2 separate regions of the Homo sapiens genome follow, and region 1 is linked to region 2. The links are chromatin loops, found by intact Hi-C in ENCODE. Cell type or tissue: dorsolateral prefrontal cortex. All regions are shown on one strand. Each heading gives the region's core, and the rest is flanking DNA. Links, peaks and the distances in the headings are about the cores only. Region 1 holds the start of LOC107984425 (a long non-coding RNA gene). Region 2 overlaps DLG2 (discs large MAGUK scaffold protein 2).

Region 1 (15,991 bases), core at 6,779-11,778, 59 kb after region 2:
TTACTACCTTTCCCCACTACCTGGGATCTCAACATCCTGTCTTGCCCAATCTATGGTTCTCCAATCCATTCTCCACCCTAAAGCCAGAAAGATCTGTTTTCGATGTAAATCTGATCATCTCACATCTGTTTAAAATCCCCAAAGGCTTCCCATTACTCTAAAAAGAGAAAGTATCCTTCATAAGATCTACAGGATTCTCCATGACCTGGCCTCTCCTTCCCTCTGGTCTCATCTTAGACTATCCCAGACATTGATCTTCTTTCAGGTTTGCTGCCTGCTGTTTCCCACTGCAGAGCCTCTGCCTGTGCAGCTCCCTCTGCCCACCCTGCTGCTCCTGCTGTGCTCAGATTAGACAGCAGCTCCTCTTGGAAGCCTTCCCAACCTGGTCCCTCCAGAATAGTTTCCATTTCTCTCCACTGTATACTCTCATGGATTACTTGCCCATCTGCTTTTTATGATGTGTTGTACTGGTAATTATTTCTTCTACATCTGTTTTGTCTCTAAATTCCAAAAGTGCCTTGTTTCTGTTATTCACACTGTATCCCCAAATACCTAACATAATGCATGGCACATAATGAGCATTTATTGAATATGACTGAAGCCATGATTGCATGGTTTCAGGCATCTAAAAGTTACACTGTATTGACTATTTTCAGAGCAGTCCTACAGCCTCTGATTGCTTTACCAACTGGAAAGATAGTACTGTGGAGTAGAGCAAGGCCCATTGCCCAGTCAGTCCAGCCCAATGGAACATCTTCTGCTCCAAGCTCCCATAGTATTTATTGCCAATAGAACCACTAGTCCCAGATCTGGCACTGAGGAAGGACGAGGTAAATATTGTTAGATAGATCAATATTAAAATAAATGCAAATTTGTACTAAATCATTATTGCATCCCTTAAAAGTTGAGTTGAAACATAGGTTTCTGTGCTGATACATATTATTATTGCAATTTTTTCATGTATCTGTATACCAGCCTCCCTGATATAGGAGTTTTACATATGTTACCTCAATGAATTCAAACAATATCTATTCAGGCAGGATTAGTCTTTAATTTACAGAGTAGGAAACAGAATTTAAGAACCTTATCTATAGCCACAGAGCAAGTAAACAGCAAAACAAGTGTTCCCAAGTCTTACAAACATTTTCCATTATCCTGTTGCCAAACATGTTGTCAATGTTCAGTAAATTAATGAGTGGATGTATGGATGACTTACACTAGGTGCATGGAAAAATGTCCCAGCTTGAAAACCTAAGTGCTAAAGTTTAAAGACTATAGGCCTGGCATGGTGGTTCATTCCTGTAATCCCAGCACTTTGGGAGACCAAGGCAGGAGGATTGCTTGAACCCAGGGCCTCAAGACCAACCTGGGCCAACAAAGCAAGACCTAGCCTCTACAAAACATGAAAACATTAGCCCGACATGGTTACTACTCAGCTACTCAGGAAGCTAAGGCAAAGATCCCTTGAGCCCCAGAGTTCAAGTTTGTAGTGAGCTATGATTGCGCCACTGCACTCTAGCTTGGGTGACTGAGCGAGACTATCCCACAAAAAAAAAAAAAAGAAAAAAAAAGAAAAGATTGTGCTATTGGAATAAAATACTAATAATATTCACATAAACTATAAATACTAAAAGTATAAACATAATGTACTGGATCTCTTTAGGTTTTTTCCTCTAAATTTCTGAACTATTGGCAAATGCTAGGGACATTTTCTACAGACATTTTATTCAGTTAAATAGAGCTACTGAACAGAACCTTACTGGGTGAAAGTCAGACTGCAGCACAGTGTTTCAGCTATCAGCAATTTTTGAACAGTCACTGAGGAAAGAGTACTAAAAGTGTTTGCAAAAATGTGTACAAGAAGAGAAGAGAATGATGAGGTGATTCCAAGTGACTTACAATATGTAATAGCACAACAGCAGCAGCAGCAAACACACACACACACACACACACACACACACACACACACACACACACGGTGCTTACTTCTTACTTTGTGCCAGGTACTGATCTGAGGGCTTTTCATCTATAATTCATTAATCTTCACAACAACTTGTGAGATAGTTTCTACCATGTTTTATTGAATCTAGGTTGTCCTTGATTTTAAGATGTACCCTATGTGTTACCAAAAAAGGAAAAATTCTGCCAATTCAATTATGAGATGGCATTGATAGTGGAAAAACATCTTGATTTTAGACATAAAAATTTTAAAAAATCTTAGAGTTGATGTCATACAATATTTTAATCCCATTTTACAGATGGGGAAACTTCAAGAGACCAAACAAGATGAGGCAATTTTCTGAAGTTCAGACAGTTTGTGTTCTGAATTTAGTTCAGTTCAGTTTAGCCTGGTTTTGTGAGCACCTTTTCCTCTTTGCAAGGGGCACAGAGATAAGTAAGACTTCACCTAACTCTCATGAGTCAAGAAGTCTAGAAGGAAAGATACACCTACAGATAAATCAACTGAAATGTAGCCTGCTAAGCATAAGAATAAGACCACATACAAGGTTACAATGTGGCACAGAGAGTGGAAGAAATAGCCTTCTCTTGATAGATTCAGGAAGGATTCCCAGAGAAAGTCATGGTTTTCAAAAAATGAAAGTTGCAGAATTTTTTATATTGATCAATACTTCTACTTTCATAACAATGTTAGAAAAAATTCTTGGCCAAAGAATTTGATTTGCACTTTATAAATTGTGGTCATGTGTGTCTACAAGAAGAAAAGCTGTTCAGTGGTCCAGCTCATGTGCATGTTTCCAATGAGACTTAGGAAGGGGGAGAGGCTGAAGGAAGGAAGCTGAGCCCTCAAGAATATGAGATTACTATATTACAGAGGCGGCTTCCACTAAGAAAATGCCTAAAGATCAGGCTGCTTAGTAGGTAGGGGTGGGCAGATGTGCTACCACCCCTCTGCTAGTAAATCTGGATGAATCATCTCCCCATTCACCAACTTCTTTATGAGCACCTGATGAGGCTTCCTAGGAGCTCTACAATCCCAGAGCAGCACCCTATACTAATTCCTAACATAGCACATATGAGACTCAACTGTAACTGTATTTACAGGCTTTGCACTTGTTGTTCCCTCTGAGATCACTCTTTCCTCAGATGCCTGTATATCTAACTCCCTCACCTCCTTCAAGCCTTGCCTCAAACATCTCTTTTTCAGCGAGTCCTACCTTAAAAAACACCCCATTTGAAAATGCAGCCTTCACTGTCACCATAGCCCTACTCTATTCCAGAATCCTGATCCCCCTTACCGTGCTCTATTTTTAACTTTTTCCATAGCAACAATCAACTCCTAACCTATCATACTATTTGCCTATTTATTATGTTTATTGTTTTTTGCCAATCTCGTTTTACTAGAATGTAAAATCCATGAAGGCAGGAATTTTTATCTGTTTTTATTCACTGATAGATCCCAAGCTCCTAGAACCATCACTGACATACAGTAAATGCTCAAAAGTATTTGCTGAATGAAAATGAGTAAGTGGCCAAATGAATGTACCTTCTTACCCATATTCCCAACCAAACATCAAGCTGTACAACTGTAGGAAGAAAGCCTTTGCTGAGTCCCAACAAACTATAGAGTGCCTGGCACATAGTAGAGACTATGAAAATAATATCACATTTAATATTTAAATGAATATTATCTCATTTCCATCTGTGGGAATTTGATTACATTCTGAACTCAATGCTTTTGCCTGGGTGAGTAAGGAACCATATGTCCTCTCTATCTCTAGTCAACAGGTGATAATGGGAAACTTTACGGGCATATGAGATTTAGAAGGGTAAGTTCCCTAATTTCAGGTCTTCTCCTGCTACAGTACAGCCTGTAGTTTCCATCCAGTTTTCTGAAAAATCATAGGCAAAGTAACAAACTCAGTATTGGGGCAGGCAAAGTGATTGCCCAACTGTCTGATATTGTGGTGTGTAAATGTCATTACTTACCCTGATGAGCTGCTATGATGGTACTAAGGATTTGGAGGAGTCATTTCAGATGCTCTTGAATGTCTTTCTCCCGTTTTTCATATACTCATGAGTAAAACGAGTTTTATCCAGCACCTCTGCTGAGCTAGGGACCGTACTAGCTTTATCATTTGTCAGTCCATAAACACTTAAAAGAGTGCTACTGGATAGCAGAGGTAGGCTTAAGTTGTTTATATTCCAGTGAGTAACAGTAGAACCAGGGTATAGAATTTACAGGGGAAAAAATTTAGATTTTTTTAGACTCAATTAACAAATATTGAGTACCTACTGGATTCTAAAAGCTCTCATGTGTAATTCTTATAAGGACCCTGTCGGACAGGGATTCTTGCCCCTCATTTTTCATATACAGAAGCCCAGGTACAAAGATATGAAGTAATTTGCTGAAAATCATACTGCAGCTTAAAATAGTGAGCTAATATTTGAATCCAGGACTATCTGAGTTTACCATCTCATGATCTTCACGAGTCATGCATATATAAACTTAAATGTTTGAATGATAATCGACTATTAGCAATAATAAAATTCCATGCCAGGTTATTTCTTCTTTTTCCCACCCCAAGCTTACTAATTAATGGCAGTAAAATACTGAAAGGTGAATATCAAAGCTTGATCTACATTTTTAGCCCAATTCAGAAATAAAAGACTGTAATCAGGGCTGTGTCAGCTTCTCTGAAATATCTCAGTTAACATATCTCAATTGCCTTATACACAGACCCAGAACATAAGAGCTCTTGAAAGTGTCATAAAACCTGGGCTGTTCATCCAAGCAGTCTTCCTCTTACCCACATTTAATTTTTGAGTAGCAAGCTGATGGCATTTGGGGGAAAGGAAAATGATTTTAAGATGATTAATCTTTGCAGCTTCACCCAGCCCTGAAACCTGAAATGCCATTCACTGTGGTCCAGTGAGTTCTGGCTCTGCGCAGGTTCAGATTTGCCTCTGTTTCCCTCAGATAAGAGACTTATGAGTCAACATTGGAGCTCAGCCAATCTGACAGACTGCCAGGACAGCCTGAAAGAGAAGGTGGGCTCAAATGGGCCCCGTCCCTGGAGACTCTGATGACTTGTCCAAAATGATCAACATGCAAGCCCCCGGACATGTGAAATCTGCTCATACCACATCTCTTGGTGAATTGGGAGCACTGAGGACTTAAGAGAGAGAAAGAGAAAGTTGTTCCCCCTGGAAGTTATGCTTCTTCCCTGATTATACTCTAAAAGCTATAGCTGCAGGGAGGCCCAACCTGTAAGGGCTTCTGGTTGGTGTCCAATTAGTTCTATCTGCAGTCATGACAGTGATTGCCTGATTTTTTAGGAACAATAGAAATGGACATTTGCCAACACCCTCAAAACATAGAAGCAGTCTGTTGTAATACGAAGAGTATCTTTAAATAATACCAATCTGCTTTATAAGGTTGATTAAGTGGTATAACCCATGTCATACAATCCACAGAACATAATAAATCTTCCCTTCGATAAAATGAGAATAATGCCTACATTTTGGGAGCTATCTTTTGGGTCACAGTTGAATACATCCTAGAGAAATGCAGTTGGTCTATTAATTATTATAGAAGCTGAAGCCCATAGAGGTTAAGTACCTTACTCAAGATCACATAGTGAATTATGTTGAAGCCAGGACTAGAAATCTGCACTCCTAACTCCATCTAAGCTTCTTTTTACTTCCAGGGTGCCTCCTCTGTTTTCAAGACAAATATGCACTAAATGCACGAGTGGACGAATGATTGTTTTTAAGAAGATAATACAAATAGAAAATTGTGATTTTTATAAAATAAGAGCAACTAAAGTTTAGATCTCTCTGCTCCCAGCATCCTTTCCCATACCCCTCTAGTGAGAAAATGTTTTGAAGAAGTTTACTACATATGCATTTTTATGTCACATTTGTAAAAACACCATCCTTATTTCATCTCCCTTCCAGTACTTGTGGGACACTTGCTCATCTTTAGAGTAGAGAAGAGGTGAAGTAAAGGAACTTTTGTTTTGCCAGTTATTATGTGAAATGCTCTTCCTTTATCATCTCATTGAATCTCTGCAAATATGTGAGATGTAGGAATGACAAACCTCATTTTATAGATAAAACTGAAGCTCAGATTACTCCACTTATTTTCTCAGTGACAATCAGCTAGAAAGAGTGGACTGACTTAACCGTGTGTTTCTTCATTCCAACATCTATGCTTCTTGCACTATTCATATGTGCTTACCTTGACAATGTGAAAATGGGTCATATGTGTCCAAGCCAGGCACAGTGGGATGGAGCAGAGAGCAGACTTTATTTTCCGTTGCTAGTGTTCTTTCTCTTGCTGCATAGAAAGGTGAGGACCAGGTCTCCTCTAATCAAGCAGAGGCCTCAACTTCAAGAAATGAAGGAAATTGAGTCAAAGCACTCTGTTCCTTGCATCTTAATGTTGTCAGGAAAGCAAAGGCCTCCCTAGACCAAACAAGTTCACAGCACAGAAGGGAGTAATTTGCTGATTCACTTGTTCATTTATAAATCCATCTGTGAAAACTCTGTGCTGAGACTTGGTCTGGGAGCTCCTGATGTTGTTTCTGATGTAGTAAAGGAGATAAGACATATTCCCACTCAAGACTAGAAGCTGTAGGCTTCCCAGAGAGGTAAAAGAGCAGAGTGATTTGCAATTTTAGAGAAGGAAAGGCTGCTTCTTCTGTATCTCAGCTTCTTTATCTTAAAATACGGAAAATTATATTTATCACATAAGGTTTTTGTGAGAATTAGAATTAAAACCTTAGTTCTTAACTTCTTTATCTACAAAATAGAAATAATCATACCTATATCTCAAACTGTTTACAGGGATTCAATGAGATGGAATTACATAAATGTACTTTGCACACAACCTGGCCAATAACAGGCACTCAGTGGGTTGTTGTTGTTGTTGTTGCTGAGTAGTTGTTTTATTCCAAAGAATCTTTGACAGAATCCTCAAACTGGTGGCCCTTGTCTTCTACCTGCCCTCTATTAAAGCATGTTGTTTCTTGTCCTCTGTTTTAGCTTTACATTACTGCCGTGACAAATTTGCTTCCTCCATTTTCAAATCTTAGCAATGGCACTCAAGTCCTTTTCATGTTCCATCTCTATTCTGCCTTTCTCTTCTAGTTTTAAGGACTCATGTGATTAGACTGGGCCCACCCACATAATCTAGGATAGTCTCCCCATCTCAAGACCCTTGACCTTAATCACATCCACAAGTTTCCTTTGCCACATAAGGCTCTAGAGATTCAGGCGTGAACATCTTTGGAGAACCATTATTCTTCCTACCACAGTCTGCCCTCTGGCCCCCAAAGATTCTTCTTTTCACATAACTACAGGGCGTAATTCTACTAAGCTTTCCACCACTGTGTAACCAGGATCCCTTTCCTACAGTTTCCAATGACATGCTTCTCATTTCCATTTGAGCTGTCACCCTCAGCATTCTCCAAGTCCAGATTTCCATAAGAAGTATTTAAAGCTTCACTGGAAATATCCTTAAAGTCTGTATTTCTGCAATCTCTTCTTAGAAGCAATCTAGGTTTTCTTCTATCATGTTCCTCAACATTCTTCTAGCCTCTGTCCACTTCCCAATTCAAAAGCCATTTCTACACTTTTAGGTATTTGTTACATAGCACCTCACTTCCAGTACCAAAGTTGATATTAGTTTTCTATTGCTACCATAACAAATTATCACAGAACTAATGACTTAAAACAACACAAATTTATTATCTTATAGTTCTGTAGGTCTGGTACAGATCTCACCAGACTAAAATAAAGCTTTCAGCAGTCTGTAACCCTTCTAGAGGCTCAATAGGAGAATTGTTTTCTGCTCATTCAGGTCATCATATGGTTGTAGGACTAAGGTGCCTGTTTTCTTGATGGCTGTAACCTAATAACCATTCCCAGTTTGTAAAAGGCCACCATTTTCCTTGGCTTGTGGTCCTCTTCCTCTAACTTTGAAGCCAGCAGTGGTGGGTCAAGTCCTTCCCAAGTCATATCTCTCTGATCCATTCTTTTGTCTTCCTCTTCCACTTCTAAGGATTCATGTAATTAGATTGTGTCCACCCGGATAATCCAGGATAATCTCCCCTTCTCAAGATCCTTAACCTTAATCACATCTCCAAGTCCCTTTTGCTATATAAGATAACATATTCATAGACTCTGAGAATTAAAGTGTGGACATTTTGGGGGAGTGAGTTAAGGATATTATTTCTCCTATCATATCCTTGTTAACTATGAAACACATCAAATAATTTTTCCTATTCTTAGTGATACTGTCTTTCCATCCTCATCATTCGCTGCTATCCTAGCTTTAAAGTGGTATAGCCAAAACTAAATTCCCTGGTCTACATAGTAAACACCAATACTTTTAAGGTCCATGATTGTTAAATATTACCTCAGTCTAAGCCAAGTGGAGAGTGTGAGTGTTTTGAGCTGGAAAGAGTTGCTTGCAAAAGAGCATAGAGGTTGGTATCGTAGGAAATTCATAGGTCTTAGAAGCAGACAGGCTTTGAGTCCTGCCCCATCACTTGATAGATGGCATGACATTGAACATGTTGTTTAAATTATCCAAATCTGTATTTCCTCTTCTATAATACAAGGCTAATATATGCACTGCAGGATAGCTGTGAGAATTGAATGTGTCCTCTAAAAACTACTCATGCATCTTTTTTGCAGGCTAGTCCATAGTATCACTATAAGTGTTATCATCAAATCATGAAATCCTTAGGTATAAGATCTAAGTACAACATTTCTTATCAGGAATTCCAAGAATTCTAAGATTAGGAACATGAGCTTTTGAGTGAGACACATCTACCTATACTTTAATCCTGGTTCTGCTACTTAGTATCTTATTTTCATTTCAGCTCTTTATATCTCATTTTCTTTATGAGACCAAAAATGCTTACATGGCAGAATTGTTGTCAGAAATAATAACAAAGAGGAACTCACCTGTGTTGGGTACTTTACATGTGTCATCCCATTGTCGTATCTCCGCAGCACCCTTTTGCGTTAGTGCCATTACTATCTGAATTTCCTAAATAAGAGAATGGCCATCTATGGTAAAGTGGTTATCTAAGAGGTTAAGTAACATGCCCAAATTATACAGTTAAGAATGGCAGAACTGGGACATAAACCCAGCTCTCCTCTGTCTTGGAAGCCTGGCATATAACCCATATGCTATGTTGCCTACCCAATAAATTGAGTGAGACAATGAATATAAAATGCTTACTACATTGTGCGACACCTAAAAAGCACTATTTTGTTAGGGTACCCAGGTATCTCACAGCCATGTTGCATAGTCATGAGGATGAGCAGCTGCTTCACTCTTCCCTTACTAGACTTCCCCAGTTGGCAAGGGGCCACCACACATTGAAATTCAGGAGGGGTAGGAGGGATGGGAGAGTTGTTACATTATTCATGTCCAATTCTATTTGTCTAATGGCCTTGCTAAAAGCACCCTGGATGGAAAGTGTGAGTCTTAATGGCATTTTATAAAAGTTGCTGTGATGAATTAACACATAAAGCAAATTAAAAACAGCTTATCGCTTGTTAAATTAGGTGATGGGGCACTGTAGCATTTTTCCCAGATGTGAGGATCCATTAATATCCAAAGGAGCCAGAAGCTGCTGAAATGTGTCAGCTGCTTGGTTTTAGGGACCTGACAAGTCTGAATAAATGTAATCCTAGAGGGGCAGATTGTCCAAGATCAATAGAGCTCGTGGAAAGAACCTGTTGCTGAGCTCCTCAGGAAGGACACCTGCAGCTAACAGCAGGAGTGGGAAAGTTCCCCTTAAGGACTCTTGGGAATAGAAGAACACAGGCGAGTGAATGTCTGACCTGGTAGGGACCTCCAGGAATAGTCCCACCCCCACTTCAAATGGGAATGCAGAGACATGAAAGAAGACGGGCTTTCAAAAGTCACCTGAAACATTTTCACAGACCTGTATTGAGGGTCTACTTTGGGTCCGGCACACTACCAGGTCCTGAGGATACAGAGATATTTTAGATGTCTTTCACATAGTCCAGAAAACAGCTTTTAAGTGGCACAATTGGCACACAGATCCCCTGATTCAAATTCTAATATATTTTTCAGAATAACAGTTATTATAATAATATCTTACATTTATTGAGCCCTCACTAGTGCCAGGCTAGTGTTACAATACTTTACATATATTATTTCATTTAATCCTCACCATAACTCTTTTGAGATAGATGGTGTTATGATTTATGCCAGTTTTACAGTTAAGAAAATCTGAGGCCCAGAGGGGTTAAGTAACTTGCCTAAGATCACATAGTTAAAAAACTGCAAACCTAGGCAGTCTGGCTCCAGAGCCTGCCTCCTTGGCTACTACTTGTTAGCCTTTCTGATGGTTTCTCTACCTCAACTCCCCATAGTTTACATCCAGAAGGAGCCTGGAGTCAGGCCAGCAGTTCAAGGACTTTGGGGATAAGAAATACTTGGACAAGGACTGAGCAGTAAGGGAGTTTCAGGAATTTAGGGAAGAAGCAGTTGTCAGCCCTGAAGGGAAGGTTAAAAGTCTTTGGCACTGCTAGATCGTGAGCATGGCCAGAGGGCAACAAGTGGGGAAATTGAGCCACATAATAAAATGGCTAAGGAAGCAGATTTTGGAGTCAGATACACCTCATTTTATATTCAACCTCCACCACATGTGTATGTGTGACCTGGGCCAGGCTCCTTAACTTCCTGAGCCTCCTTCCCTCATCTATAAAGTGGGGATACTAATTTTTACCTTTAGGGTTGCTGTGACATCAAATAAGACGATGACTATGAAGTGCCAGACCACCTAATAAGGGCGTAAGTAGTAGTAGCCATCATGGTTATCATCTTCAACACCTTATCATCACCACCTCCCAGGATGAATGAGGGGGCAAGGTGAAGAGCACTGAACTAGACTTGGATCTGGAGACCCAAGTTCTGGTCCTAGGTTGCTGCCACTAAGCTATATATTCTGGAGTTAGTCAGTGGGCCCCACTAGATCTGTCCCTCATCTTTTAACAACAACAAAAAAAAGTGGGGAGGATAGTACTATGTCTGTCATACCTTCTTCACAGCAACTGATTGAGTCACAATAAGGTAACTTTTGTGAAAATGCTTTGCAATCTATAGAGAGTGTGTTGGGGTTCCCCAAGACAACTCCCAGGTTGATGACTCACTAGGATAGTTCACAGGACTCAGCATGATCATGCTCATGATTATGATTTATTACCACAAAAAGATATGAAACTGTCAGATAAGGGAGCAGGACCATAGGACAAAGTCTGGAAAAAATTAGCTGCAAGTTTCCGAGAGTCCTCTCTCAGTAGTGTCACACAGGAAGTGCCTAATTCTTCCAGCAACAAATTGCGACAACAGGTGCGAAATGTTATCTACCAGGGAATCTTATTAGAGACTCAATGTCCAGGTTTACTGGGGGCTGGTCATGTAGGCAGCCTCTGCCTAGCACATACCAGAATATCAGACTCCCAGAAAGAAAGCAGGTGTTCAGTATAAATGATATTGTTTGTACAAACAGTTTAGGCACAGTAAGCCATTCTTATGAGAAAATGGTGGGAACCCTCCCAAAATCTAACTTTCCAGATGTCAGCCAAGGGCCACCCTTACAAGCAAGAACAGCAGTCTCAGGCCTGCTACATTAACTCCTTTTTGCACAGAGTAGAATCTATAGAAAAGATTTGTATTAGCCTCTACCCAAAAGGAAAAAGGGAGATAATAATAATAACATTAGTTCATACTTACTATTTGTCACTGTGTGCCAGGTCCATTTGTACATGCTTTATATATATTACCTTATGTAACATTTTACCCATACAGCAACTCCATAATGGAGGTATTGCTATCATCATTGTCATCATTATCACTATGTTGTATATGAGGAAACTGAAGCCTGAAAGAGACTAAGTAACTTGCCCAGCTGACTAGCTGTAAGACTAAGACATAGTAGGAGCAGGACATGGACCCAGTAGTCCATATTCATAACCACACTGTAATACACTAGACTGCACATACTATAGGCTTAATGCTGCATATGTGTTATTTCATTAAGGATCACAGTAAATCTAGGTGAATGTTGTTACTAGACTAATTTTGCATCAAAAAACCTGTGGCTCAAGAATGTTAACTAATATATGTCACATCACAGGATCAAAGAAGTGATAGCTTCAGGAGTGGGCATTGGCCTTTCCCCAGCTCCCTGTTCCTGACTGGTACTTTGTCTGAGCCTTTGGCAGGGGTGGTCAAGGTGAAAATGATTCATTCCGGGAGCTTGGACCAAGAAACCCTCTCCAAATTCCATCTCTGGGAGACAGTGTTAATGAAAGAAGGGACTACGTTGCAATTAATTATACTTTTCCTGCTGTGTTTGAGAGCTCTAGATGCTGTCTTCAGCTCTTTCTTGTTGCCATGGCAGCAGATGTGACATTTCTTTGATGGGCAAAAAAAAGAAGAAGAAACCACACTTGGTCCTCAGTGTGGAAAAATCTAAAATAAAACAAATTTTTTAGAAAAATCTGTTCCCCAGATCTTGCTAGTTTTGCATACATAGTGGTTATACTCTAAGGAAATTCTTAGAATGAAATCAAAGGGGAATAGATAGACAGGTAGTGAAATCTGCTTCTCTGGGAAAGTCATATGCTGTATGTGTGGGGTGGTGATTTTTGAAAATGGGATATACAGCAGGATGTGGACAATATAGGAGTGGTGGCAAATGTTCACCTCTTAATGATGACAGCTAGTTTCTAAGGTCTGGTTCATCATTTTGATTCTGATTCCACCTCCCTCATGCTGCCACTCATACATATTACAGTGCATTGGCCTTAACAAATGCTTAGCAAATGCTTTTTAGTGGGGGCAGCATGATACAGAAAGCAATTGTAATTCACAGATAAGTGCCATGATGAGGTAAGCTAGGCATCGTATGGAAGCACAAATATTTGTCGTGTTGTTTATATGATTTTTGTCTATCCATACACACACATACGCATAGATTTTTTAATTTACTGCATTTTAAGCATGTATTCAGGTGATTACATTAACCTCTTCATCCAGTTGCAGTGGTGGTCCAATATTTCATTGAGTGGAGGAATCACCGCCTACTATGGGTGGACATTTGTTACCATTTTTTCCCATTATAAAAGAAACAGTTCTACAGGCTGATACATCTGAGATGATTTGTTTACAGTACAAAATGCTTCATTTAGAAATATAGCCATGTTTCTCTTTATTATTTTACTTTTTTTAGTAATTTTAAAAATTTGATTGTAATGGGAGGGGAAAAAAATCTCAACTAGGTAGTAAAGTACCTTTCTTATCTTCTATTATCACCTTCTAACATCTGATGGTCTCCAAGAAAAGAAGCAGATCTCAGTTTGGGGGAATCTATAGGCCACCCCTGTAACCTCCAAGAAGAAGCAAGAACTAACTTTAGTGTGTTGCCAAAGCAGTGAGAGTGTGGACTGTGATCCAGGGAATCATTCCGGGAGTTGATATCAAGTGATGATAGGTTCTCAGAGCAAGAGCAAACATTTGAAACCATAAATCCTAAATCTGTGCTGCCAGAGATTCCTAACAATGTCCTCTTTTGTCCTTTCCTCCAGAGCCATGTTCGACTACGACAAGAGCAAGGACAGTGGGCTGCCAAGTCAAGGACTTAGTTTTAAATATGGAGATATTCTCCACGTTATCAATGCCTCTGATGATGAGTGGTGGCAAGCCAGGAGAGTCATGCTGGAGGGAGACAGTGAGGAGATGGGGGTCATCCCCAGCAAAAGGAGGTAAGAATGCCTTTTGTACTAGAATATTTGCTTGTCAGCTATCCAGCGAGTGGAGATGAGGGAAGAAGAAGGTGGGAGAAACTGTTCACAAAATTAAATTTATTTAAATGGGATAGTCAATCTGCAGGAAAATTGTCAGTGGTGACAGGTGACATGAATTAAAAATCCTCTTTTTCCTATATTAGGGTTTTACCAAAATTGGTGACTGTGACAAGAAATAAAGGAAGAAAGAGGATCAGCTTACACTGTGTTCCTAAAACTTTTACCAGTGTGTGCATGTGCAAACTTGTGCTTATCAGCTCATATGCCGACTTACAAATTCAGTCCATTTATTTCCAGAGTTTCAACATTTACCAATGAATGTTATAGAAAGGCCAAGTCGAAGGCAAATGAAGTAGGCAATTTACTAGGCTAAGGTCCTGGCTGTGTGATATCTCCAAATATTAGTAGAAAAAAATGGAAAACCTTCATCTCAAATTCAGGTGCTTGGGATGTGAGCTGTCAAACATCTGGTGAGGTCTAAGGACTGGGTTTACAATTTTTTTTCTTTTTTTACTGTTTTCTTTACTCTTGTTCCCCACCTCACAACTTCCAATAGCCACCAAGATATTTAGTTCTGTGTAAGTGTTTCCTAAATCAAGAGTATCATGCTTTCTCTTCCAAGCATTTCTTCAGCTCTGCTTTTGAAAAGCAGAAATGTGCTTCAGAACAGCCAACTCCTTAATCTGTCCCAGCAGATCCATCACCAGACAGGAACTTTCCTTCTCACAAATGTCCCTTTGGCACCAAGATGTCCAAGAAACAGAAATTGGCTGTATCCCAGAGACTAGATATAGTACAAAATCAGTCAGGAATTATGCTTAATAAAAGCAGGCACTAGCTTTTCTCAAGCTGCAGATTTCTCAAAGGGCTTTGATCCTCATCTCCAAACACCCAAAATGCCTTTGTAAAATATTCCCAGTGAAGCTGGGCATTCAAGTGCTACTACACATCAAGTGATTGAGCTAGTACAAACCATAATGGGGAGATGGAACTTAAACCTCAGAATAACTCTGTGGGGTATTTGTGCTCCCGAGACAACTGATCCTCTCTTCTCTCTGCCTGTGGTCGCACAGCCTGGGAAAGAATGGGACATGGAAAGCAGAGGGCTCACTGGTCCTCAGCTGTTCTCTTACCTTTAGCCAGGAGGAGTCACAGTGAAGGTGCCGAAATTCCAGGGAGCCTCTCCCTCCCCCATGCCAGTGCCTATAGATCTCCCACCAGCAGAGTTCTCTGGGTTTCTTTAAGCCTCTTGGCTCCTGGATAATTGCCTAACATTGCTTTTCCAGGGCATTCTGACTGTAGAATGGCTGTGTGTGTTTTCTGAAAGGTTACATGTTTAAAGCATTGACTCAGCACTGGCTTGTTTATATTCCGGGTCTCTCCATTTCCATTTACTTCAAATAAAATGTCAAGACAACGTGCATTTTGGTTTGCTTTGATTTAATTATTTTGAGCTGTCTGAAGAGCTGTTCTCTAGAAGAAAGAGCCATCTTGTTGAATTATGGCCCCAAAGATAGTAATGGGGTGGAGGAAGGAAAGCTATGCGGAAATAGATGTCAGGTCATTTTAAAGAAATCCTCTCACTAGTTGGAGCTGCCTAAAGATGGCATGGACTATCTGGGAAGATAGAAAAGGGATTCAAATTTTGGATACAGGGGTTGAACTATACAGTTTTCTGACTCTTTCCAACCCTGAGGTTCTATGATTCTAACCAATCTTATCAAGTCATTTGTTTGTTCAATTAGCTCATCATTTTTCTCCAGAAGAACATTCTCAATGCTATTCCTCCTGAATAATTTTCCACCTGCTGGTAATCATTCTTGAATTAGCTATTTCTCTCTTATTTTGGAAGAGAACCATCTTAACAACCAGAGTATAGCTGACCTGGAAAATAAGTTTGATTAGTGACTGCAAGGTTGATATTTATTTACATTCTACTTTTTATGAAGGGTGCAGTAGCTCCACCTCATATATATAATATATATTATATACATATAATGTATAGCTGTAAATACATTTCTGCCAAATTTTCTTTTTAGGATTTTAATTATTTTCAAAATAGTTACTTTTATTCCTTTAAGTATTTGTAAAAGTAATACCTTTTATTGTAGAAAGGTGGGAACATTTAGAAAAACATAAAAATCACTTACAATTCTACCCCACAAAGAGT
Region 2 (15,991 bases), core at 3,860-8,859:
CTAGATCCAGTGCCAAAACTGTGATTCACTCCAGCCTGCAACATAGATTAGACAATTAGACTATTCTTTGTAAAATACTGACTTTTATTTTAGATCTGATTTTTTTTGTGGAAAATAAAAGACCATGAGTATTGATAAATAATGTTTTTGTGTTAATTTTTAAGCAACCTGTACTTGAGAGCCAGAATAGTGATCCATTTAAAAGATGAGGTTCTTTGATAAAATGATGCATTTAAAAGATTAGGTTCTTTGATAAAATGATGTGGGTTTTAATTTGTTTCTTCTGTTTACCGGTTGTGTGATCTGGAAAATGTTGTTTTCTCTAAGTCTCAGTTTTCTCCTCTTTCTATTGTGGATAACAAGAGTACCAACCTCATAATCATGTTGTATAAATAAAATCAGATACTATTTATAATATGCTTAGCATAGTGTTCAGTCTATATGTAAAAGATGCTCAATAAATGGTAGTCATTATTTATTATTATTATTATTATTACCTCATTGCATAGTTGTGAGGATTAAATGAGATGATGCATTAAATTGCTTGACACACTTCTAGGCAGATTGAATGTGCTTAATAAATATTACCTCCATTATGGTTACCACAGATCTGTTACCCTGTCTGTTCGATAGTTGGTTGCTATACTGCCAGTCCCTAAAGTTCCCTTCTTTTCCCTCTTTGCTTTGTTTACTTCTCGTCAAATCACAGGGTTCCACAGATGTTTAATTAGCTTACTGTTTCCCTTTTGCTCTGTTTTCAATCATGTCTCACAAGTCGAAACATTCCTTTTTCCCACACTGATACAGATTCGTGCAGCACCATGGACCTAGCTTTGAGTTGTGGTGCCCCTCTTGTTAGCTGGGCAGCCTTGTGCCAATTACTTCCATTTCCGGCTTTTAGATGTTTTTCACGTAAACCACATAGATAGGAAGAGGTAAACTCTGGGATCCCTTCCTGTCCGACATCCACTGACTCTCACGCTCGGTTTTAGTCATGGTCTTGGGGACGCTGCATAGTACAGGAGCCCAGGTCTTAGAGACCTAGTATTTGTAGTAAATATAAACACTGGACATGAAAAGGGGACATTCTTACCAGTAGCATTTCAATATTTTTACCTAGTGTGATGTTTGAGGAGTGTTGAGACCCTGGGGTTACACTGTCAAAATTTCATAGTATGAAAATAATTCTCAGCTTTCCCAAAAGGACAAGCATTTAAATCCAAGTACCAAGTATTTAAAACTTGACCACATGTCCTACAGAGAGAGTGATATCCAACCTGTATCTATGTGGCTGCCTTTGCCCAAGAAAGGCAAATTCTATTTTACATGAGGACATAATTCTGAATTAATAAGAAAAATTCAGTAGAAAACGATAGGGCTCCAACATGGCTAGTTTAGGAGCAAACTTTTCCAGCAGGGTTTTTTTTGCTTGGAAATAGAAAGGGATTATATGTCATGAATTTCAAATTTCAGGTTATTTCAACTCCAAGGTTGGCAGAGAGATTAAGGATGAGAGTGGGGAGAAGGGAGGATGCATGCAAAGATCCCACACATGCCCTTATACACTCCTAGGTTGTTGTCAATAATGGGAAATACATTTTCGTTTTTGGGTTTAAAATCAATTGTTAGATAATCTCGTAAAATCAGATTCTCCTACTTTGTGTACATTGTAACTAAAACTCAAGCCAGCTTAATGGGAAATTTCAAAATTCTGTCATTTCCAGCTCTCAGGGCTCCTCCATCTGCCCTAGTTGTGCTTGGAGCCAGAAAGGAGCACAGAGCCAGATTTCTCATTAGCACTAAACCTGTTGGACCAAGAATATGACAGCATATGAAGCCCTGCTGGGGCAGGTTGGCTACAAGGCTGGAAATGGTTATCTCAGGTCTCTGAAGCCTGTATGTTGGTATAGAAGGGCATGTCTAGGGTTAAAAGATTGCCTGGCTTAGGAAATCTTCTAAGTTTATTTCAATTTGTAGGCCATTTGTGCCCATAATGAAATAAGTCGAACCAAGGGAAGTACTCTTCTTCTTGCCATCTCCTTTTTGGTCACTTTCATCTCTGATTTAATTCATCCTATGATTTGATGTAAATATTAGGTTAAACCATATGAAACTATCAAGGTTTCATATGATTCAGCCTAGTATTTTACTTTAAAGGGGGGCTTCTGTTTGAATGTGCTGACGGCTTGCTATCATTTGGTTGGCTAGAAAGGTTCTTGGACAGCAGAGGGTTCAAAATGGTGGCTGTGTAATAGAAATCCACCATAGTTTGTTGGATTTTAAATTATAATGATAGAGCTAAAAATGAAATAAAGCAGTTCATTCATTAGCCTGCTGCCCCAACAAATAGCATAATCAACTCTGCTTTTAGCTTTTATATTAGAACCAGCTGTAGTATCTGAAGGATCTCTCTCTCTCTTTCTCTCTCTCTCTCTCTGTGTGTGTGCGTGTGTGTGTGTGTGTCCTGATTTATTTATCTGAAGTATAATTATGGATTGCTCCTGATTTATGATGGCTTGACATAGGATTTTTCAACTTTTCAATAGTGCAAAAATGATACATGTTTACCAGAAATTGTAGTTTAAGTACTCATAAAACCATTCTGTTTTTCACTTTCAGTACAGTATTCAACAAATTACATGAGATAATCAACATTTTACAGGTTGAGCATCCCAAATCTGAAAATCCAAAATCTGAAATGTTCCAAAATCCAAAACTTTTTGGGTGCTAACATGAAAAGGGAAATGCTCATTGTGGAGTAATTTGAATTTCAGATTTTTTAAAGTACATATTTCAAAATCTAAAAAAAAAAAAAATTGAAATCTAAAACATTACTGGCCCCAAGCATTTCAGATGAGGAATACTCAACCTATACTATAAATCAAGCTTCATTGTTAGATGATTTTGCCCACTGTAGGCTAATTTAAGTACATTTAATGTAGGCTAGGCTAAGCTATGATGTTTGGTACGTTAGGTGTATTAAATGCATTTTTGACTTACTGATATTTTCAACTTACAGTGGGTTTATTTGGACACAATCCATCCAAAATCAAGGAGCATCTGTATATACACTGAAATGCATGGATCAATGGATTTTAATAAAAGCATGTATATGTAGTCACCACCCAGGTCAAGATACAGAACTTTCTAACACCCCGTAAGACGTCCTCATGCCCCATTTCAGTCAATCCTAGACCTTGTCCCCTACCCTGAGAAATAACTACTATTCTGAATTTTATACCATAGATTAGCCCTGGCCTATTCTTAAACTCCATGTAAATTTAGACTTGCAGTCTTTGTTCTTTCATGTCTGGCTTCCTTGGCTCAACATGATATTTATAAGAGCCATCCATATTGTTTTGTATTTGAGTAGTCTGCTGCTTTTTATTACTTTATGTATTATTCCATTACATGAATATAATACAATTTGTTTATCCATTCTTCTGTTGAAGGATACTTGGATTATTTCCAGTTTGTGGCTCTTATGAATAGAGTTGCTACAGACTTTCTTGAAGAAATCTTTTTTAAAAGATGCATTCATTTGTTTTGGGTATATCCAGGAGTGAAATTGTTGGGTTATAATCAAATACTTTAAATAAATTGCTAAACCATTTGCTAATAGTAGTTGTAGGAAATGTAGTAAGTGTCCATGTGCCTTGCTAAGACTCTGTCGTGGATGGACGGGAGGAGTCCTGTTACTAAAAGAGAACAGCGGGGACAGTGGGTACTGGGAGACAACTAACAGACCCCACCATAGTGCCCATAGACAATATTTCATGAATACATTAACTGAGACGGTTCTTCTGTGAATTGAGAGTATGAGATTTAAACATGTTAAATTAAGTTTAGCCTACAGCTGCCTCCTTACATATTTTAAGTTTGGCCTAAAGGTTTCTCTGTACATCGTGAACTATAACAAGTGGAGGTGTAAACAGACCATAGCCTACACTTGTGCCAATCATGGAGTTTTGGCCAATCAAATGCAGCCAACTATCCAAACCGTGTTCAAATAAAGCAAACACCAACTGTAACCAATCCAGCTGTTACTGTACCTCACTTCTGTTTTCTGTATGTCACTTTCCTTTTCCTGTCTGTAAATCTTATGCCACCATGTGGCTGCGCTAGAGTCTCTGAGCCCGCTGTGTCTCAGGAGGCTGCCCGATTTGCGAATCGTTCATTGCTCAATTAAACTCCTTTAAATTTAATTCAGCTGAATTTTTTTTTCTTTTTCTTTTTCTTTTTTTGAGACGGAGTCTCTCTCTGTCGCCCAGGCTGGAGTGCAGTGGCGCGATCTCTGCTCACTGCAAGCTCCGCCTCCCGGGTTCATGCCATTCTCCTGCCTCAGCCTCCTGAGCAGCTGGGACCACAGGCGCCCGCCACCATGCCCGGTTAATTTTTTGTGTTTTTAGTAGAGACGGGGTTTCAATGTATTAGCCAGGATGGTCTTGATCTCCTGACCTCGTGATCCGCCCGCCTCAGCCTCCCAAAGTGCTGGGATTACAGGCGTGAGCTACCGCGCCCGGCCTTTTTTTTTTTTAACAAACACTAACGTATGTTTTCAAGTAGCAGTAGCTCTATTCCTTTAAACAGAGGTCAACTCCGTGAAGACCCTGACAACTGTATGGGCTGACGTTCCTAAAGGGAAGCAAAATTGTTTTTTCTGATTTCAAAGATGATGAGAAATACTAGTGGAGATGTTAAAGGCTTTCAGTACCTCTGATGCATCTTTCACTATGATAAGATTGTTTTTAGCTTCTGGCTGCACCCATCTAAGGTTTCCTCACTCTTAATAAAACAATAAATGCCTACGGATTTAGATACATAGATACAGATTAGCTAATTGTTTTTGTTCATTATGTTGTGTTTTAAAATTTCTTTACTGACTACAACTATAGTATATATACATATATTCTATAAATGTTAGCATATATTAGCATATATGCTAGTATGTATAGTAGTGTATACTGACTACCTTTTAACCTCTGGTTCCTAAGAGCTTAAATCCTCTGTGGATCTCAAGTTTGTGTAAATCTTTTAAGTATGAAAAGATAATTTATGTTTTTAAGTAGCAGCTCCTCCCTTTCTTGAAAAGGAGTTAAACACCAAAGAATCACCGATGACTCTGTGGAATGAGTCTAAAAAGTAGCATAACAACTAGTATAGTGAAGTCACTCAACAAATGTATGTTCCCTTCTCCTAGTATCTCAAGTCACAGATAAGTAAATCACAGCGACAGTTTAGAGCGGTAAATGCTATGCATTATGAGATACTAATGTTTTTATTGCTACCTTTCATGGCTTGATAGCAGAAAAATGCTGACTGCTGACTGCCATGAAATGGAAGAAGTATGAAGTTCTCACATTTGTGGACAATAGTGGAACACTGCAAGTACTCTTGCATGTATTGTTCTGTGTTCCATTCACAAACCTGGCTTTTGCAGTCCTTTAGAACATAGCTGATAATATAGAAAGTAAGAACTGCAGGAAGCAGCTGCACCTTTAACTTGCTGCATGACCTTGAATAAGTTTTTAAACTCTTCGAGTCTCAGTTACTTCATATTTAAAGTGAGTATAAAACCAGTTCTTATCCCATAGGGTTCTTATGAAGATTAACTAAGCTTATTCTGGTAAAGCTCTTCAGAATATTATGTGGCACTTAGTAATCAATCGTTGTTGCTGTTACCACTGTTGTCTCTTCTGGAGTTATTTCCCTGGTCCCACTGCTTTAGAAATTAGTTGGGACATTTATGTTTATTTCTTTGCTTGCTTGCTTACGTGTTTTGTTTTTTTCTCCACGTTATTAAATACCATTGCCGAGTGGGTCGTAAAAAGCTCATTTCCCCTGTTAGAAAACACAAAATTTTAACCAATTTGATTTAAAGATTGAATTGGCTTTCATTCATGAATCAGGCAGCATCTCATCCAAAGACTTAGATAAGGCACTCCAGTGAGCTGAGGAGAGGAGATTGGCTTTATAGGCAGAAAATGGCTCAAGAAAGCAGAAATGGGAAACAAAATTGAATTGGGCATTTTAAAGCTGTCCTCCTCATAGGGTTAAATCAGAGGAAACTTCCTTATCCTTCTGGCTCTGTTAAACTGGGCCCCTTCTGATTGGTTGCTGTGAATCAATCAATCTCTCTCTCTCTCTCTCTCTCTCTCTCTCTGTCTTTGAAAACTGGTCCATTTCAAAGTTTGATTATATGGCACCTAACATTAATGACTCTATTCTGATTTGCTCTGGCCTGTTGGGCCTAGTGCAGGAGCTTAGTCCAAACAATAGCCTCCCATAAATTTCATTTAACACCCTTTGAATTTAAAACAAAATTTTAAATTAGTTTTTGTCTTATAGATTTTCTTTTTTTAAAGCAGTTTTAGGTTCACAGCAAAATTGAGAGGAAGGTACAGAGATTTCCATATACCCTGCCCCCACACATGTGTAGCCACCCCCATTATCAAAATTCCACACCTGAGTGGCACATGTGTTACGGTTGATGAACCTGCATTGACACATCATTATCACCCAAAGTCTATGGTTTCACATTAGGTTTTTCTCTTGGTATTGAACAATACATGGCTTTAGACAAATGTATAATGACATGTATCCATTATTATAGTATCGTATGGAGTACTTTCACTACCCTAAAAAACCCTGAAATTTGACAAAGTGTATTTTTCAGCTCCCAGAAACACTTGTTTCAGAAAAAAGCAGGTGAGGATATTCAGTTCCTCAAAAACCCAAAGATGAGTTGACCAAAAATATGACTCCAAGAGAATTGTATTAAAGAAAAATATATTCTCAGAAGTTTTATTCCAAGAACACACTTGAAATTCAATCTTAACTTGGTAACATTTGCCTGTGCTGGCTGGATGATAAACACACTTGAAATAGGTGGAATCTCTTATGAATAAAGGAAGCAGTTTGAAGCATTGTCATTGTGAATATAGTAAACTGCTGAAGATAAATTTTTCTAGTATATTTGGAGTCTTGGCATGAAAGCCTTCATCATCACAGTGCTGTCTTTTTGTTTTTAATTTAGTTTAGTTTAGTTTAGTTTAATTAGCTTTTCAGCACTTTCTGCAAGCTTGAGCAAAGATATTCATGAATATATTTCTGCTAAACCACAGTAATGAATTATTTATTTTGAAATCTATCTATATTTTTAGCTACTCATACCAGCAGTTTAGAGAAATAAAAACCTTTGGGATCTTATATCTGACTTTTCTGAGGTGAAATGTGACATGAATTGAAAATAAAAGAGAACAGATATTTGCAACTTGCATAGCTGGTAAAAAATCACTTCTAGAATACTATACATGGAGAACTATAAAGCAATCAGAAAGATTCAAACAGCCCTATAGAAAATGGGTAAGGACTTTTAAAACAAAGAGGAAAAAACACAAATTACTTATTAACATATGAAAACATGCTTAAAATCATTGATAATCAAGGAATTACAAGTTAAACTGCAATAAGGCACCACTCACATTTACTAAACTGATAAAAATTATGAAGTCCAGTTGATTCAAGTGTTAGAGAGGATATGAAACTGTTAGAATTCTCATCCACTGTGTCAACTGGAAGAACTACTTTGGAAAACAGTTTAACATTATTTAATAAAATTAAAAATATTACTCAGCGACTCCTTTCTTTAAGCATGTACCTTAGGGAAAATTTGTATACAGGGATAGAAGACATGTATAACAATATATATACTGATACTGTTAATAAAATCTAAAGATAACAATGTAAGATGGATGTATGAGTTATATTTATACAATGAATATAACTGTGAGAATGAATGAAGAACTGTTATATACATCAACATGGATGGGCCAAAAAAAGAAAGATAGTTAGAGGATGATTTACCCTAATTTCAGGAGAGTTACTTATGGAAGAAGAGTACTTAGGAAGGAAATTATATAAAAAATGGCATCCTGAGGGAATCTAAGTCACTGTTAATATTCTTTGTCGTGGTGATCGGTGTATAATACTATTTTATTTTTAAAAAATTGTGCAGAGATTTTATATGATTTATTGAATATGCGATCTATCTCTCTCCCACTACCATCACTTGTATGCATTCATTCACACACACACGAACACACATACACACACATACACACACATGCACACACATACACACACACACACAGTCACTGGGTTTTATCCCTAAAACAAAAAAAGATGGTAAAGCATAGGCCTAGACTGAGTGTATGGATATAGAAAATAGAATCATGAAGGAAAATAATAAGAATGCTCTTTAAAATGTGATCATATTGCCTCAGTTTGTTCTATAAATAGGTGAGACTGAATTATAAATAAGTAAAATTGGAATAAAAAATGATAAACTAATTTTGTCAGCAATATCACATCCTTGTCACCATTTCCTGAGCACTTACTATATTCAGGTTCTCTCTTCATTTTTTCTGTTCTTCACTATACCACTATGAGGCAGGTAAGAATGTATCCAAATTTACACAGAGGTGTGCTGTGAATCAAAACAGCTAAAAAAAAATTTTGTCCAGTTCTAAGACTGAAACATGGCCAAGGAGCTGCTCTGAAATTCAGATTCAGTCTGCCGGGCCCAGGCCCCATTCTCTCCATTCTGCCCCAATCTCTTTCTTGGTTTAACGTTTTCTCCTGCAGGGAGGCAGTGTTAGAGATGAATAGACTCCTAGTCAAAGTCTTAGGACAAATGATGTCCTTATTGGACTTCCAACCACCCTTTCTTTGTTGTAACTCTCCACAAGAATAAGAAGTTCATATTTTCACAATATTAGGTGCCATCCACTGCCGGCATGGTGCTGTAATTTGCTGGAAAATAATGACTCAGATGACTAATCTGTATGAACGCACATGCATTTTGCAAAGTGTTGTGTCAGAGCACGGGTCAAATCAATTAAGTGTTTTGTAAGGACCCAATTTTCATACTGGAACAAGTTAAATAATTGACTGCAATGAAAAATGCTAGGGAGAGTTTGTAAGAAAATTAATTGAAATCAGAAAGCAGAAAGACTCGCTCATTTCCAGAAGTGATATTTGAAATCCAGAAACATGTGGTTCATTCATTTCCTCTGTCCATGATTTATTCCCACTGCAGCACATTACTCTCTTGGTTGCTTTGCAAAAGTGCTCAATCTTCATCCTTCTTCCTGAGGAAGAGGGGTCTGTGGCAAAGTGCTTTGGGAGCTGGAGTCTGATTCACCAGGACACAGTCTGGTAGGTCTGTCTCTACAAAGCAGGGTTCGTTCTGGTCTCAATAAGCAGAAAACACTAAGAACTTGGAGAACCAGAAGCAAAGATCTGTGATCACAGCAAGTTGTTCTTCTCCTTAAGAACTTCATTGACGGCTGAGCCCTGTGCCTCACGCCTGTAACCCCAGCACTTTGGGAGGCCGAGGCCGGCAGATCACTTGAGCCCAGGAGTTCGAGATCAGCCCAGGCTGAAACCCTATCTCTACCAAAAAAAAAAAGAAAGAAATATATACAAAAATTAGCTTGGCATGTTGGCATGTGCCTGTAGTCCCAGCTACATGGGAGGCCGAGGTGGAAGAATGGTTTAAGCCTGGGAGGCAGAGGTTGCATTGAGCCGAGATCGCACCACTGCACTCCAGCTTGGGCGACAGAGTGAGACCTTGTCAAAAAAAAAAAAAAAAAAAAAGAACATCACATATTACTTTGCAGCTGTAATTCTCATATTTGGCTGATTATACAAGTTGTTTGAGAAGCTAACAGGTGGTTCAAACAAAAAGAGAATCGTTGGCTCCATCCCCACACTTACCAACTTACCAAGTCAGAACATCACAGGGTAGCTACATACATCACAGGAATTCTACATACAGAACACCTTAGGGAATTAAACTAAGTTTGGAAACTACTAGCCCATATAGAATAATGCCCCCAACTCTTCGGCATGGCATTGAGGACCCTTGGCAAAGTAATCTCAGTGTACCCCACTTCCCCTGATTATGAGGGGAAGAACTCTATTTCTCTTCCAACATAAAGCCATAGGACTTTGCATTCATTTCTTCAGTAAACATTTATTGAGCATCTGCTATGTGCCAGATTTGACAGGTATTATAGATTGTATCTTACTCTATCATTGCATGCTCTTAGTTGAGTTCAGAACTTCTACACTAAGTAATAGCACAGCCTGGCTTATGCTAAATGACAACTGAAACTTCTACCAAGGATAGTAAATACCTATAGGCAATGCTTCCCTCAATACCAGAACAGACATTGTTTATCATTGCACTCGGCATTCTTCCCACTGAGTCCAGAGACAACTTCAGAAGCTTTCTCAACAGCCTCTATCACACCATCTGCTTTGGCATGTGAGGCAAAGTCTGTTTGCAGCCTCTGTTATAGCCCATGTTTGACAAGACTAAACTAATACCCTTCCTCCCTCCTTCACTTTCACTGAGGTGACTGAACATGTGCTCAGGCTTTAGGAAAGGTAGGAGTTTTCAGAGATAGTCATTGCTTCTGAGATTGGTGTGTGGGCAGTAATGCACCCCAGGGCAGAGGCCCCAGTCTGCACATCTCTCTGTACAGGAGGGCCGTGTATTTGCTATTGCTAGACTAAGAACATGGATGACTTTTGGCACTCAGACACTACCCTCTCTCTCTTCCTGTCTGCCTTGACTGTATGTAGCTACGATAGTAATCCACAGCATCAAACAAGTTTTCTAAAAGTCCCATTAAATACAGGCTGCCAAATTTTGTGATTCAATTTTTTATATTCAGGAATGGACTTTAAGTTGTGATAGCAGAAAAGGAGATGTATAAAATTTCTCAAGAGAAACATTGCATTCTTGTCTTCACAGGCTGGTTCCAATAGGAACAGGAAAGAGTAAAATGGAGAGCTCAGCTGGATTCACACAGACCTGGAATTGAATGTCATACACACACACACACACACACACACACACACACCCTATAGCTAGCTGTGTGAACTCATCTTTTCCTCATCTTTGAAAAAAATAGGATGTGTGTGTGAATAATCTCTCTATCATGAGCTTATTTTAACTGGCATAGACGTATACATGAGCCTCTTAAATGCCTTGTTGACCATGCCTTTATGTTCTCAGTTTCTGGCCCAGAACCTGGGACATTAGGGAGGGTTTCAATAAATGTCAATCACATCAGATTACACTCAGCTTATCTGTAGGCAATTTATCTAACAATCTCAAGGATCAAAACACTATTAAGAACTAATCAGTAGCCAAAATAAATGTTCCTAGAAATATAGATTTTCCAAGCTCATGAACTTAATTCAAAGATATCTCTACAGCCCCTCATGCAAAACCTATTTAACATTAGTTTAGTTCTTCCAAACTACTAATACTGCTTTTCAACTCACTGTAGGTTACAGATAGGATAATGAGAGCAAGAGAGAAAGAGAGAACTAGTAGGACTCAAAAAGATACTAACCAGTGATTATAGAGTGCCTGCCCTGTGGTTGGGGCTTGATAAATGACACAGGATCTTGTCCTCAAAAAACACAATGTCTAGTGGCGGTGGGAGTTACACAGGTAATTCCACAGTATTACGCTGTTATGAAGAGCTATTCAGTGCCCCATGGTGTCACAAAGAAAGGGGTAAGTGGTCACTCCTAGTCAGGGAATTGACAAAGGAAGGGCAAGATGGGTTTCCTAAAACCTAAGATGCTTTTTGGATCTTTTGAAGGATTGGTAAGTGTTTATTAGAAAACCAATGATAGGGAGGGAGGCGATAGATAGTTGTCCAATCAGACGTAACAGTTTTCCAATCAGAGGAAGCTGGATAAGCAAAAGCAAGGAGGTGTGAAATAGCCTAAGGCCCTCAGGAATCTATCATGCAAGACCTGGTTCAGCATGACAGAAGCCTACTCTCCTCTGGAGGGGTTAGGCATGAGGGAAGGGGAAGTCCGAGAGGTGATAAGGTGAGCTCACAGAGGTATTTACATACCTTCCATGCTGAATTTGGACTTAAGGCTGTAGTTCATAGAGAGCCATTGAAAGAATTGTTTTGTTTATTAAGCAAGCATGTCAAGTACTCAGATGTGGTTTTGGAAAAACTACTCTTGCTAAGTGCCAAGGAAGGACTTGGGGATGCTGAGAATAGGAATAGGAAATAGGGGAACCTGTTTGGCTGCTGCAGCAATCCAAGCTAGAAATTGTGAGGCCCTAAACTAGGCCTAAGCAATGGGACTGGAGAATATGGGGCAGATGAAAGCCAGCTGGAGGTAAGGCCGCAGGATTTAAATGTGTGGCAGATTTAGGGCAGGGGCAGACAGCTTTATACACCTCAGTAGCCTTGAAGATACTACTGCATGATACACAGTACCAAAAATGACATGTTGAATGATAGTCATGAGACTTCAGAAGAATTTAAATTATGTTCAGTATACTCTGTTTGCTAAAGCAGTGAAGCGTAACATCTATTTTAGAGAAAGTTCTGCCTGAATAATTCATTTACATTTAATATATGACTCCCAAAGATCCTAATAATGAGCTTTAGTGTATATGAAGATCTAAAGTTTATTAAGTAGCTAGTATTAAAGGGTCTCTATCAGTATATTACCTCATTTAGCCTCAAAATAACCTGCTGGGAAAGTACTCTTGAATCCAAATGCAGATGAGCAACCCTAAAGCTGGGACAGAGGAAATCAATGTTTGAAGATCACACGGCCAGCAGTATTAGAACCATTTTGACTTAAAAATCCAGACTCTTTCTACTACACTGTCATTAGCCTAAACTTTTCCAATAAGCAGCCATATTCTGACTGAAATGAGAAGCTATTAAATATTGTAAAACTGAAATATGTGCTTGGGGTTTGTTGTCCCATCTTTCACTTTAAGATGGTGCTCAGGAGTTTCTGAAACGTTTTGCTGGGAATGAGTAGACGATGATAACTTCTCTGAAAGAACAGCCAAAGAGGACAGACAGAACATGCGTGGAGCTGAGAAAAGTATTCCAGTAACAGTTGATCTCATTTTTTTTCCCTTCTCGGAAATGCAGAATTAAACCTGTGCCATCTTGCCCATGCAAAACACATATCCTCTGAAATGATTTTGAGATGTAAATTAATTCCCACCCCGGAGCAAATAGCAAATCAACCAGGCAACCTAGTCCTGTAGACTAAAATAGGGAGCATCAGACCATGACTCTCTCTTGCCTGACTTTGGGATCCTAAACAAGCCACTTAATTGTCCTATGCCTCAGTCTCTTCAGATGCAAAAGGAAGATGATAATATTGGCCTTCTTAAGATGTTGTAAAGATAGGCATAAGAATGTCAGTATTTTGAAAGGTCAAATATTCTTACAATTGTAGAGTTTATTTTTATTCTATAAGCCAGTTTTGGTTTTTGTGTTTGTTTGTTTGTTTGTTTGTTTGTTTGTTTTGAGACAGGGAGCTCACTCTGTCTTCCAGGTGGGAGTGCAGTGGTGCAGCCTCAGCTCACTGCAGCCTCCGCCTCCAAGGCTCAAGTGATCCTCCCACCTCAGCCTCCTGAGTAGCTAGGACTAAGGAACACACCACCATGTCTGGCTAATTTTTTTTTTTTGGGGTAGAGATGGGGTTTTGCCTCAGCCTCCTGAGTAGCTGGGGCGACTATAGGCACACACTACCATGACTGGATAATTTTGTTTATTTATTTATTTAATTTTGGTAGAGACGGGGTTTTGCCATATTGCCCTGGTCTCAAACTTTTGGGCTAAAGAGATCCTGCCACCTCGGCCTCCCAAAGTACTGGGATTACAGGCATGAGCCACTGTGTCTGACCAAGTTTTACTCTATGTTTCCTAGATTAAAAAGTAGAAAATTTTATCTCATTCTTTTTATTTTCTTCACCAAATATTCTTTGAGCACATACCATGTGTGGGTACAGTGGAGGCACAGAGTTGAATTAGAGATATATCCCACTCTCAGATAGCTCATGATCCTGCTACTTAATTTTGATGTCTCTTGATCCCGCTCATGAGACATGTTGATCATGCTGTCACTGATGTTACCTAATTTAATCTTTATTTTATCTTTTGAAGTAGGTATCTATCCATCCCTATTTTATAGATACAACTGTTGAGCCTTGGCAATGACTGAACTGGAACTAACCCCAGTTATTCTGACTCCCTAAACTCAGATCTCCTTTGATCATCACAGAATTGCTTCACTGTCTCAGTGAAGAAAACAAGTATATTCATAATGAGCTCCGGTAAAAATCTGATGACAGTGAGGAATCTAAGGTAGGAACTAAAAGCTATGAGAACTGAGAGAGGAGAACAATTAATTTTAGATTAGGTCGATTCTCAGAATGTATTTTCATAAGAAGAAACATTTGAAATAGATTAGGAAGAATAACCAGAAAAAAAACAGAAAAAGAAAAAATGATAAGCAGGAGGAGCATGTACAAAAGTGTGGAGATGAACAGGTAAATGTTATGTTTGGGAACAATGAACATAATGGGATTAAAACGTGGAAACTGCAGACTGAATTTTTTTAAGATAGATTAGGTTCAGGTGAATGGAATCTTGAATATCATGTAAAGTAACTTGGGACTCTAAATAGTAAGGATTTTGAGCAGAGGAGTGATGTAGACATATTGGTGATTTAGAAATTATCCCAATGGCGATGGGAAGGATGGATCATAGGCGGCTGAGACCAGAGGTTGGTAAACCAGTTGGGGATTATTATAATAACATAGGCAAGGATAAAGAAGGACCTGGATTAAAGCACAGGCAATGGGAATAAATGAAGAGGAGCAAGGCAACATTCTAAATTATATTCAATAGTGATAGCAATGTTAGATTTGAAGGAAAGGGAGAAGTCAATGATGAGCCTGAGGTTTCTGGCTTGGGTGGTTGGATACACGGCTATGTCATTAACTAGGAAAGGAAACACAGGAGAAGAAGCCAGTGTTATGGGAGGAAAATTATTTTTTATTATGTCAACTTTAAGGGAGGGAAGAATGGACATCCTCCCCTTACATCAGATCATTGAAGCCAACTTTGATGATTTGATGTGATGACAGTCATAGTCATAGTTAAATCTTAATCTTAAATCTTGTTGTTTTTGTGCATATTTTATTTGATTCAGTTATATTGTTTGAGCTAATTTTAGGGTTAAAATAAGGTCCACTGTGCTGTGAGACTTTTATGTTCAGATCATGTTCTTGCCAATATGCAAAACAAAGGAATAAATGCATTTTAAGGGTTGTATAAGTTTCTTGCCTTAATATCTGCAAATTTATTTGCATCTGGGTAACATTTTGATATATTGTCTTATAATGCACCTATTACGACATCATCTCTACCTAATCAAGGGCATAGTTATGAGATTAAGGGCCAGTAAATTGATAATGGCAGACTTTTGTTTGTTTTTGAAACTCTTGTCATCCATTCTTTTTGTTCATTACGTTCTTCTATAAATTGTTTGCAATGTGATACTTTACATGTTAAAATGAACTTGCATTTCGGTTAGATGGTGTCTCCAAAAGGCTGGAGAATCAAAGACTGAAAAAAATAGGAGTAATTCAGTTTGCTGAGGATCAGCCTGAGACCGCATCAGTAACAGCATTTTTAGTTCCGTACAAAGTAATTTGGTTGTGGAGAAGTCCTACAGCAAATCAGCCTGAATTGTTCAGTTTAATTGTGGTCACAGAGCCACTTGTGCAGTAACATTAATTACAATGAATGTTTTAGCCATTAAAGCCTGCCATTAATTTGGTTCCTTAGATGGATTCTTAATGGTAAGAAAAATGAGGAGGATGCCCTGTTTATCTCATTTAATGCCTGGAACACAGTAAGTTATCAACAGTTTGTCCTCAGTTTCCTCAACTGCAAAATGCAAATGATAATAGTCCTTACACAGCTGGATTTTGAGAATTGTAAGAGAAAAGACTTAATACATTATCTAGCATAAAAGCACTTAATGCCTTCATTAATAGTTGAAACCCCAGTGCAGCAATGCTTTATTTAATACCCAAGAGCTGGGAGAAAACTCACCTCACATT

The links. Hi-C counts contacts between places; a loop is a spot of excess contacts. Peaks named below come from ENCODE experiments on the same cell type or tissue, not always from the same donor. Only the 100,000 strongest peaks of a DNase experiment are listed, where the experiment ranks them.
Region 1: it touches region 2 in a loop (2.2-fold over the local background); 2 of 110 quality-filtered maps call a loop at or near these places.

The regions. Positions count from the first base shown.
Region 1 is chr11:83,539,470-83,555,460 of GRCh38, reverse strand. It overlaps DLG2 (discs large MAGUK scaffold protein 2), which reads left to right. Exons shown (of 28, transcript NM_001142699.3): 20 at 13,603-13,779. It overlaps LOC107984425 (a long non-coding RNA gene), which reads right to left and starts at 9,971. Exons shown (of 4, transcript XR_007062817.1): 1 at 9,930-9,971; 2 at 8,938-9,022. In dorsolateral prefrontal cortex, for the core only: no CTCF peak of the experiment used is centred there; a DNase peak (open chromatin) is centred at 9,340; H3K27ac peaks cover 406 bases.
Region 2 is chr11:83,595,180-83,611,170 of GRCh38, reverse strand. All of the region lies in intron 19 of DLG2 (discs large MAGUK scaffold protein 2), which reads left to right. Among named protein-coding and RNA genes, the nearest start is that of DLG2-AS2, 35 kb to the left of the region's middle. In dorsolateral prefrontal cortex, for the core only: no CTCF peak of the experiment used is centred there; no DNase peak of the experiment used is centred there.